Linked DNA regions of Homo sapiens: region 1 is linked to region 2. A link is a contact called in ENCODE Hi-C or POLR2A ChIA-PET data. All regions are on one chromosome and are shown on one strand. Each heading gives the region's core, a stretch centred on a gene start or an enhancer-like site at or near the end of the contact. The rest is flanking DNA. Distances are from core to core; before and after follow the strand shown.

Region 1 (5,756 bases), core at 1,383-3,882, 470 kb before region 2:
GGCAATTATCGTTGCACTTGTTTTGATGGCTTCATGTTGGCTCATGACGGTCATAATTGTCTTGGTAAGGAAGGCATTTGGAAATGGCAATTCTCCTTCACTCTCCCACCCCTTTCTTTCCCTTGGTGAAGACCTCCTCATGAAGACAAAAACGGGCTCAGAGCCTTGTGTTTTCTGCTCCCTTGGAAGTCAGACTCCGTGATAGAAAATGAGGTAAAATGTTTCAGTTTTATGTGATCATTCATAACATAAATCTTCTGTTAGTCCAAGGAGATGGGTGACATCGTCATTACTATTTATTGACTTTCTAGCATTGGCTTGTCACCTTTTAAGATCTTTGGTCTTGTGTTGAGAGTCCTGACTTATAACCATTTTTTTTTTCAATGCTGTAAGTGTTTCTGTTTTAGAATTTGGAAAAACTCCTTGTCCTGAAGACTCCAAATGTGTGCTGGGGTTACAGCCAGCTAGACCCCCCTTTTTTTCTTGAAAAAGAGAGAAACTAAAACAGAAATCTTCCATGAACATCTTCCTAGTATTCCACAAAACAGAAACATCTGTTGGAGTTTTAGCCCCTGAGTTAGAGACTACAAAGAGTGTTGTTTACATTCATTCCTTATGCCAGGAATAAAACAGAACTTAGAAGCAGCTAGCAGCTGCATGGGGTTGAGTGTTGGATAGTCTTAGAGGATGCAGCACTCCTGGCAGATAGGTATTTGTGGTTTGCTTTTTAAGGCTGGTATTAGTTGTACAGGAGAACATCATGGGAAAATATGGCATCAGCGTCCTTTGACACTCACGACCCTTCATATGGATAACCTGCTGAGGTCTACTTGGCCAACTAAGGAGCAGCGGAGCCAGGCCCTGGCTCTGTGGGGACAGCCATTCAGACGCCCCCTTATGGTGTGGTAGGAATGGCCCTTTGATTAAATGCTTTGAGATCTGCATAAAAGGAACTAGAAAAAGTCCAGACAGAACTTGTGTGTTGTGTGTTGGGGCTCTGGAGTGGAGGAGAGGTTATTTCCATTTGGGACTTAACCCTCATATGACCTTTATCCCACTTCAGTGTCTCCTGGAGCTCCATCCTGATGGACTCTGTTATTTCCTGTTGGTGCCCTGTGTGAGAGATCAGGCTTTGGGTGACACATCACGTGGCTTTCCAAGCCTGCAGCTGTCAGTAAGACTTGATTGCAGGTGAGGGAACCAGTAATCTTCTAGGCAGTCAGTACCACAAAAAGGCATATTTGAGAGACAATCCTGAGAGCAGGAATCAGTATTAATTAAAAACTCAGACAAATGGAATCACTTTCAGTGTGTGATTTGTTGGGAGGCATACCACATGGGTTGCTCTTTTTTTTTTCCATTTTCAGGGGGAAATTTCCCTTTGACTTGCCAATGAGGGCATTTGGAGGATGCATATCTGATGGCAGACTTCATCATTACTGTTGTGCTGTAATCCACAGCCCGGGGTGGCGGGGGGTAGTATAAGGTTCCTAAGAGCAAGAACCATCCAGGGGCTAGGAACCTGGGCCAGGGCTGGTGGGCGGCTCTGAGTATTGGCCTGCTTGGAAACCCTGAAGGCAGAGTCTTTTCTTGCCTTTGCCGATAACACAGATATTATCAGCACAGAGTATCTCCATTTCCCCTCTGTGGGATCTCTTTGTGGACTCAGTAGCAAGGATCTGCCTTGCAGAGAGACCTTGAGCATCTACTGAGTATTTCTGAATGGGGTAAGGACTCTTTAAAAGGAAGGCACAAGAAAATGAAGTACATTTGGAAGAGTAGGACCGGCACACATAGACACTTCCCCAACATTCAGATTTGAAAGGGCTGACCCAGTTTGTGGCAAAAAAGAAGCTCAGAGCCCTAACTTCTCCTGAGTTCTCTGGGATGACCCCTTCAATCTCCTCAGCCTCCTAACCACACATTAGCCACAAATATATTAGCTAGAAGACACAAGGTACAAACACCACTAAGCTTTGGCACTAAACACAGAGCACTTCAAGATCCTGAATGCCTGCAAGTCTGAAAAACGAAAGGCAGCTCTTCTATACAGCTCACCCCATCTGCCTTCAGTTTCTATTTTTGGAGTGTCTGGGAGCTCATCATAGCTGTTTGGCTTTGTAGCAGTTGTTCTTAACTCTGGCCGCACACTGGAATCACCTGAGAAGCTTAAAAAAAACCATCACCTAGACTTCATCCAAGACTGGCTCTGTCAGTATCTCTGGAGGTGGCATCCAGGCCTCAGGGTTCTGACACATAGCCAGGGTTGAGAACCACTGTTTTATGGTCTGGAGAAGCTCACCAGCTTAGTGATAGATATTTGCGTACGTGGACACACACTTTTGTATTTATCCAACCACAGAGCATCAGCTAGCTGAATGACACATTTCTGATTGCCTTGGGGAAAAGAAATTGGGGGTTAAACGTGGGGTGGGGGTGTGGTAGCTCAGAGGGGAGCACATCTTTACTCGCAGCCAATCCAGGAGTTGGTGTTCAGGGAGACAGACCTCTCCTGCTCACCTTGAGTCTTGCTGTGGAACACCTAGGCCAGGTGTGTTCCAGCACGGCTCATCCTCTGGAATGTGCTTCCTTCACCCTTTGGCATAGACAAGGGCAAGTTTGTTAGGCTTCAGGGGATGGCTTGAGTCCCATCAGTTTAGTCAGACATCTGCTCAGTAGTGTGGGAGGACAGAGGACTATAAGATCTGAAGCTTGAAACCAGATAACAGATATTTAAATGTGAGGTTTTATTATTATGATTATTATGGATATGCCCAGGAGCTAGTGATTAGCACATGAGAAATTAGACTGGAGAAAATAAATTGATTTTTTATATCAGCCTTCTCTTTGAGCCTTTGTTGTCTGAAACTTCTCTGGAAGTTTCTCTTCTCTGGCTCGGGTGATGCTATCCTCTCCTGCTTGTTTGTTCATGCATTGAATAGTTAATGAGCGCCTGCTGTATTCCAGGGCTGTGCTAATTAAAACAAAAATCTCTGTCCTCAAGGAGTTTGCAATCTAGTAGAGGTAGATGAGTAAAGGATTTTGAGGCTGCAAGTCAGTAAGTGTAGCAATACAGCTGTGCACAGGGTATCACAGGCAGAGTGGGAGGAAGGTCCCCTAAGGCCGCCCTGACAGTGTGTGGCAGAAGGCTTCCTCCCTCCCTACCTCTCTGCTGGCTCCTTCCCTGGAGGCTCTTGGGACTCCTGCCATCTCCTCTGCCTCCTCCCTGCCCCTGGCAGGGTCCGGGATTCTACCTCTGGCTGTCTCCTTTCTGCTCCCTTCCCACACTCCCGCCTTTGGCTCTCTCATCAAGCTCCACCACTTTATCAGGCAACTACAAATAAATGATTTCCAAAGCTGTGCTTACACCACCAGATTCTCTTCCAAGCTCCCCACTGAGGTTTGCCACTGCCTACTGGACCTAGCCCTACATTTCAGCATTTCAGACAGATCACCTGCCTGCCTTGGGGGTCAGGGGCAACCATATCTCCATTCCCATTTCTGTACCCAGCACTGGCCTTCCATGTGTCCCTTCCAGAAGGCCTTGGTGTCAACTTTCCATCCTCTAATGATGCCCACCCCATAGCCCACAAGGCTCCCAGCCCTGCAGGCACCTTGTCCGCCCAGTCTTCTTCTCTGGCTTGGTTCCCAGCATCCCTGGCAGCCGCAGTGCTGTCGCCACTAGCGCTAGCTGTGGCTGTTGCAGATGCATGTGTGAAGCTGGACTCCCAGACTGCCCATTCTTCCCCTCCCTCTGTCCTGCCCTCAGCTGCTGCCTTGTATTTCTCAAAGTGAAGGGCCAGACTCTCTCCCCTACTCTAGTGGTTCCCAGCTGCTTCCCAAATTAAGTAGGCACTTCATTGCCTGGTATTCAGGATCCCACAGTGTGACCCCAGTCTGTCCTCCCAGCTGTATCTCCTGTAACCTCCCTCATGTGCCCTATGCTCCAACCACATGGGCTGACCCACTGGTATCTGAATGTTCTTCATGCCTCCCAGCCTTTGTGCTACTGCTTACGCTCTCTTCCACCTATAATCCCTTCTTTCCTGATTTATAATTGGACAATCCTAAGGGCCCATCTTTTATTAGCTTATCCTTAATTCATCCCGATACCCCATGACCAGATGTGATTTCTTTCCTTGGTACCACCTTTTATACCTTATATCAGAATCATTTGTATATTTGTCTCTTGCTGAAGGGCATGCTCCTAGAGAGAAGGATTTTTTTTTTTTTTTTTTTTTTAGATGGCGTCTCGCTCTGAGGCCCAGGCTGGAGTGCAGTGGCATGATCTCGGCTCGCTGCAACCTCCACCTCCCAAATCCAAGTGATTTTCCTGCCTCAGTAGCTGGGATTACAGGCATGTGCCACCATGCCTAGCTGATTTTTGTGTTTTTAATAGAGACGGGGTTTCACCATGTTGGCCAGGCTGGTCTTGAATTCCTGACCTCAGGTGATCCGCCTGCCTCAGCCTCCCAAAGTGCTGGGATTACAGGCTTGAGCCGCCACACCTGGCCAAGGGAAGGAATTTTATCTTCCTTATCTATATTTTGCTGTCTCCTCTAGCACCATGCTGTGGAAAGAGAAGATGTTCAACAAATATTTACTGAGCTGATGACCTTGTGTCCATGTGGCGGTCCTGGCCAAGTGAGCCCCAGACCCGTAAGGACTGGGTAGTTGTCTGTGGACCTTACCGGCTTTGATTCTGAAAGCTTCTGTGGTGCAGGGACGTGAAGAGGAACCTCATCTTTGCTTAGCAGGGCCCCTGAGCTGCTGGGTGAGGTGGGGCATTGAAACAGTCACCAAAGCAAAGGCTAATCCCTCTCTCCTTCCAGATGTGGACGAGTGCCTGGAGAACAATGGCGGCTGCCAGCATACCTGTGTCAACGTCATGGGGAGCTATGAGTGCTGCTGCAAGGAGGGGTTTTTCCTGAGTGACAATCAGCACACCTGCATTCACCGCTCGGAAGGTACCTCTGCCCAGCTGTGGATGGGGGCAGAGCCACATCTGAGACCCTCTCCCTTGCACGCGCACACACACACTGACTCTAGAGGGGAAGCACAGGGTATAGAAAGTCTGGAGGCCTGAGGACGAGTCCAGACTCCACTGCCGGGTAACCGTGGGCAAGTTATTTGAACTTCAACTTCCTCACCTGGCAAAATAGTTGCACTGGACTGGGTGAGCTCTGAGGTCCTTTCAAACTCTCACATTTTCTGATTCTAATCTTTACATAGAATACATTTCAAACATGACTAGATGTCTCAGGAGCAATATAGTGGATGATCTGCCAAGTTTTTCAAAAAGGTGCTGAAAACCACAGCACCAGTATGAGCCTGCTCCCTGCTCTGGGTGGGTAGGGAGGAGGCTGGATCCTTCCCATGCAGACTTTCAATGAAGTGCCCTGTTTTCAGCCCCAAGCTAGATCCGGCCCTTCCATGTTTTGCATTTTTGAGCTCCGAGGGGCAGAAGGGCTCCCTCCCTGGACTTTCCGTGCTGTGGTTTCCTTCGCCTACGTCACCATTTATCATTCCTCTGTAAATTTGCCGGAAACTCTTCTCTTCTGATGTCCTTCTCTTCATTCTCTTTGCTTTGAGTTTATACCTTTTTTCATTCCTCTGTTACTTAGTAGATTCTTGAGAGGAAGGGGCATTAAGTACATGTGGCCAATCAGTTATTTTTAACTGAATGTCATCCTTTTAACTCTTCCCTGCTCTTTCTTAAGCTAAAGAGTCACATTTTGGTGGCTGTGTTCCTCTTG
Region 2 (5,570 bases), core at 2,154-4,653:
TGAGACATTGAGAACATTTGAAGAGATAATGGCTGAGAACTGTCCAGAAGTGATGAATGACATGAATTCATAGCTATAAGATGTTGAACAAAATACACTTGAAAAATAAAAAGAAACTTGAAACGTATTGCAGTGAAACTTCAGAACACCCAAGACAGAGAAGATCCTACCAACAGCAGAAGGGAAGACGTAAATGTTACCTTCCAATGATTCTAGTGCTCCTCTCCTGAGTGCATGGGAAGATTGCACTACTGCACGCCACTTACTTATTTCAGGTGTGTTTATGAGACTTGAATTGGCCAATGAGAGTGGCAGTGATGTAGGTCATTGCTAGGTTGAATAAGAGCCAGTGCTTGATTCTCTGTTTATTTTCTCTCTTCCCTTACTGAGGTGATTCTGAGAGCATGCACTGATATGAAGATGCTTAAGTCTGAACCAGTCTGGTGTGCTGTGCTAATACATGGATAATATAAGCTTTGCAATATTTTCCATATCTGCAGCAAATTTTGCATGAATGAGGACTTTTGTTGTAAGTCAGTGAGAATTGTGTGTTATTTATTACTGCAGCATAGGCTGGCCTATAGTACAAAGAAGCTTGGGTTTCTCTGGAGAAAAAAAAATCAATAACAAAACACTAAGATCCAAGGCACTGGCCTAGCAAGCAGGTAGCAAGGAAACCGACATTGGTGACTAGAAGGATAGTGATTCAGGTTATGCAGTGGAAAAACATTTGGCAAAACTATAGTCTGAGATAACTTTGGAGTCACATCATGTACTTAATGAATTTCAATAGAGGGGAAGATATTGGAAAACAACATTGGTAGCCTACATTGGTTGATATTCTGTTTATCAAGCTATTTCAAGAAAGACATGAGTTCAGAAAAGAATTGCCCTGTTTTTAAGGAGTGAAAGAAAATACATAGTATACAAAAATCCAAGGACTTAGGGTTTTGAAGAGGTAATTGCTTCTTGACGCTGAAGACTAAGATAAAATTTAGAATTGAAGGCCCATTAAAATTCAGCCTTGAGGTAAGGATCATATTAAAAATATGGGCATAATATTCATTGTTAAAACCTTTGAATGGATTAAGGTACTTCAGGGAAAATATCAAATTAAGAATATAGTGCCCAGTAAAATCTTTTAGCTGGATAAGATTCAGTGAAAAAATTCTAAGGATGTGGCTTTTCCACCAAAGCCTGTGCGGAGGGAGGAGGAGGAGAGGGATAGAGAGAGACAGAGAGAGAGACAGACAGAGAGAGAGAGAGAGAGAGAGAGCAAGGCATGGGCATGTGAACTCCCCTTATCCTTGGCTTTGCTTTCTGTGATTTCAGTTGCCTCTGGTCAATGGCAATCTGAAAATATTAAATAGAAAATTCCAGAAATAATTCATGAGGTTTAAATTGCACACTATTCTGAGTAGTGTGATGAGATCTCTTACCACCCCACTCTATCCCACCCTGTCCTGCCAGGGACATGAATCATCACTTTTGTCTGGTGTATCCACTATATATACTACCCACCCTTAGTCCCTAGTAGCCTTCTTGGTTATTAGGTCAACAGATCATAAGAAGAAGGGTGAGCACAGTACAGTAAGATTTTTGAGAGAGAGATCACATTCACATAACTTGTGTTACAGTATACAAGTTATGTTTTTTTCTATTTTATTATTAGTTACTGTTAATTTCTGGCTGTGCCTAATTTGTGTATTAAACTTCATCATAGGTATGTTTGTATAGGAAACAACAGTATACAGTATGTTGGGTTCAGAACCATCCATGATTTCAGGCATCCACTGAAGATCTTGGCACATATCCCCCGTGGATAAGGTGGAACTACTGTAGTTCTCAAAAATAATTGCAGGTATAGCTTTCAGCCAGTGATGCTGCCTGCATTCCAATAGATAGACACATAATGAGGTGTGTTTGTTTGTTTTGAGGTGTGTTTGTTTGTTTTGAGACGGAGTCTTGATCTGTCGCCCAGGCTGGAGTGCAGTGGCAAGCTGTCAGTTCACTGCAGCCTCTGCCTCCTGGGCGCAAGCGATTCTCCTGCCTCATCCTCCTGAGTAGCTGAGATTACAGGCGCCTGCCACCATGCCCGGCTAATTTTTCTATTTTTAGTAGAGATGGGTTTTCACCATGTTGGCCAGGCTGGTCTCAAACTCCTGACCTCAGGTGATCCGCCTGCCTTGGCCTCCCAAAGTGCTGGGATTACAGGTGTGAGCCACTGTGCCCGGCCCATAATGAGGTTTTTAGAGTGTTTTATTGCCAGGGGAATGATGAGCCTAGACTAACAGAAAACAATAACTGTTGAAGACATTAAATGGCTCTTGGGCTTTCAATAATCTATGGTAGAGAATGCTCAGGCTCTTAACACACCTAAGAGTTGAGAAGGCTGCTCAGCCCCCAAAGAGGTTTATGCCTCAAGCCCCACATCAGCAGGGACACTAAAATGTGAAGAACCTCTTTGAGGGCAGAAGCAAGGGATAAGGAGAACAACAGGCAAGGGAGCTACTTCCAGGGACCTGAATCAGAAAATAATGAATAATTCCCGACCAGACTAGGAGGCCCTCAAAATATTTGCCCACTTGGATTTCAGAATTGCCATAGCCAATGACTCCTGTGTGCCTCCCATTCTTCCCCTTTCCTACGTGGAATGTCTTTCTCTGTTCTATAATCTACCTTTCAAAATCTTTACTCATCTTTTAAAAGCCACTTCATTTGTCAACACCTCTAGAATTTCTCCCTGTTATTCTGGAGAACACACCTCTCTCTTATCCGTCTCTTGCTCTGCTTCAGGGACACCTGGGAGTCTCCTGACCCTGCCCCCACACCCCCAAAGAGCCATAGATATGGAAGAAGTACCAAACCCCTAGTCATCCTTGACTCTTCCCTCTGCTTGGAAGGCTCTACCTCCAAAACTTCTCAAGGTCAGGGTTGGCTCCAATCACCCTTTAGATCTTAGCTCGCACCCCTCCTCAGAGAGCTTTTCCTAACCACACAATCTGAAGTGGACCCAGGCACTCTCTCACAGCCCTGTTTCATCGTCATCATGGCACTTACTATGAGGTATGTTTATCTTTTTCTTCGTCTTGTGTTCTTGCTCACTGTCTGAGTCACAGAGGGTGTAAGCTTCCCTGAGAGCAGAAGTCTTGCTTGGATCCTGGAACAGTGCCTGTAGTTGCTCAATAAGTATTACTTGAATGTATAACTCAGATCTCTGTCAGCCAACCCTACATTTCACTAGGAACATAAGTCTTAAGAAGACTTGTCCAAGATTCCTCATGAGTCATTGGCGGTGTCTGGACTAGAACTCAGGCTTGCAACTCAGGTCTCTATAGGATCTTTCAAAATGTCTAGGGCTGAAGTAGTTCCTGGACTCCAGACAAGTGGCAGAGTGAGAGAGGTCCGAGGTTCATTCCCGGTGTTGCAGTGTGCTGCAAGCCCCATAGGTGGCGCCGGGGCACTCATTTAGCCCCAGGGATCGTCAGAAAACTTGTTAAGGGCTAACCCTAGGGGGAAATTTTGATGAGGAGCAGGATATTTGCATAGTCCTAAATTGTCTCTCCACTGACTGCTCATTGTTGTGCAGGAAAAGTTGTGAGGGAGGAAAAAATATACAGCAATTGGAGTATTATACAGTGGAGAAATCACATAACATCTTGATCATGTGCTCAAAATAACATCACCAATAAGGGGCAGGTGGACATACTGTGCACCCAGATGTAATGCTGTGAGAAGGACATGATGTCACCCATGATACAGTATTGCTGCCAAGGATGCAGAACCTGAATCTCATTACAGAGAAACATCAGGCAAACCCACAATGAAAGACGTTATATTAAGTAAAGGCAGGGGATAGGGGACTGGATTCTTTAAAAATGTCCCTGTCGTTAAAGACAAAGAAAAGCTAGGAAAATGTCCAGGTTCAAGGAGGCTAAAGAGACATGACAGCTAAATGCAATTCCTGACCCTATATTGGGTCCTGTAGTGGAGTGAGGAAAATGTAATAGAAAGGACATTCTTGGGTCAACTGACAAAATGGGGATATGGAGAGTAGATGAGATTATTGTATCAATGTTAAATGTACTAAAGTTGATAACTGAACTGTGGTTATATAATTGAATATTCTCGTTTTTAGAAAATATGCACTGGAGTATTTAGAAGTCAAGGTCCTTAGTGTATGTAACTCACCCACAAATGGTACAGAACAAAGCTGTAGATGTATATCTTTTTTTAATTAAACATGCATACACACACACACACATATATAGAGAGAGTGCTATTAATAAAGCAAATGGTGTAAAATCTTTTTTTTTTTTTTGAGATGGAGTCTCGCTCTGTGGCCAGGCTGGAGTGCAGTGGCGCGATCTTGGCTCACTGCAACCTCTGCCTCCTAGGTTCAAGTGATTCTCCTGCCTCAGCCTCCTGAGTAGCTGGGACTACAGGTGTGCACCACCACACCCAGCTAATTTTTAGCAAAGACGGGGTTTCACCATGTTGGCCAGGATGGTCTCGATCTCTTCACCTTGTGATCTGCCCACCTCGGCCTCCCAAAGTGCTGGGATTACAGGCGTGAGCCACCGTGCCTGGCTGATGTAAAATCTTAATAGGTGAATCTGGGTGAAGGACATATGGGGGCAGACACGGTGGCTCACATTTTTTTCTTTTAAAGTTAAATTATTTATTCAAATATATTGAGGGGACTCAAGTGCAGGTTTCTTACATGCATTTATTGTGTGGTGCTGAAGTCTGGGCTTTGGTGTATCCATCACCTGAATAGTGAACATTGTACCCAATAGGTTTTTCAACCCTCACCCCCTCCCACCTTTTGTATTCCCTAATATCTATTATTTCACTCAGTATATGTCCATGTGTACACATGTTTAGCTCCCACCTGGGTGGCTCACACTTTTAATTCCACAGCTTTGGGAGGCCAAGGTAGGAGGCTCACTCTAGCCCAGGAGTTTGAGACCAGCATGGGCAACAAAACAGGACTCCATGCTTGAACCCAGGAGGTTGAGGCTGCAGTGAGCCATGATCATGCCACTGTACTCCAGCCTGAAAGACAGAGCAAGATTCTGTCTCTATTTAAAAAAACAAAAAAACAGGCTGGGCATGGTGGCTCACACCTGTAATCCCAGCACTTTGGGAGGCCGAGGCGGGTGAATCACGAAGTCAGGAGTTTGAGACCAGCCTGGCCATCATGGTGATCCCCCGTCTCTACTAAAAATACAAAAAATTGGCTGGGCATAGTGGCGGGCGCCTGTAGTCCCAGGCTGAGGCAGGAAAATGGCGTGAACCCGGGAGGCGGAGGTTGCAGTGAGCCGAGATCGCACCACTGCACTCCAGCCTGGGCGACAGTGAGACTCCATCTCAAAATAAAACAAAAAACAAAGGATATATGGGCATTTTAAAAACTATTTTAATTTTCATAACTTTTCTATAAAAGTTTGAAGTTATTTCCAAACAAAAATTTAAGAAGAATAAAAGAATTAAACAATAGTGATCCCAGGTAGCTCCTCTGCCCACCCCTTTCTGTTACACAATTCAGAGCCAGCGTCCTGCCTCGT

Evidence for each region. A loop is a pair of places that touch in the nucleus more often than their neighbours do. ChIA-PET counts read pairs that join two places held with the same protein, here RNA polymerase II (POLR2A). Pooled maps may share reads with other maps.
Region 1: a loop to region 2 is called in a map with no recorded cell type, with 2.4 times the contacts of the local background. The contact joins two enhancer-like sites. A Hi-C loop is called at or near these places in 2 of 37 single-sample maps with no recorded cell type and 2 of 50 pooled maps. POLR2A ChIA-PET finds 5 or more read pairs at or near these places in 1 of 52 experiments (activated CD4-positive, alpha-beta T cell).

Annotation. Positions count from the first base shown.
Region 1 is chr11:9,073,692-9,079,447 of GRCh38, reverse strand. SCUBE2 (signal peptide, CUB domain and EGF like domain containing 2) reads left to right here. Exons shown (of 23, transcript NM_001367977.2): 3 at 1-64; 4 at 4,833-4,967. Among named protein-coding and RNA genes, the nearest start is that of MIR5691, 14 kb to the left of the region's middle. Within about 2 kb of position 2,632, at least 2 of the 41 ENCODE cell types and tissues checked have a DNase peak (open chromatin) inside an H3K27ac peak, as active enhancers do.
Region 2 is chr11:8,602,047-8,607,616 of GRCh38, reverse strand. No RefSeq gene overlaps it. Among named protein-coding and RNA genes, the nearest start is that of STK33, 11 kb to the right of the region's middle. RefSeq lists an enhancer at 3,250-3,751. Within about 2 kb of position 3,403, at least 4 of the 41 ENCODE cell types and tissues checked have a DNase peak (open chromatin) inside an H3K27ac peak, as active enhancers do.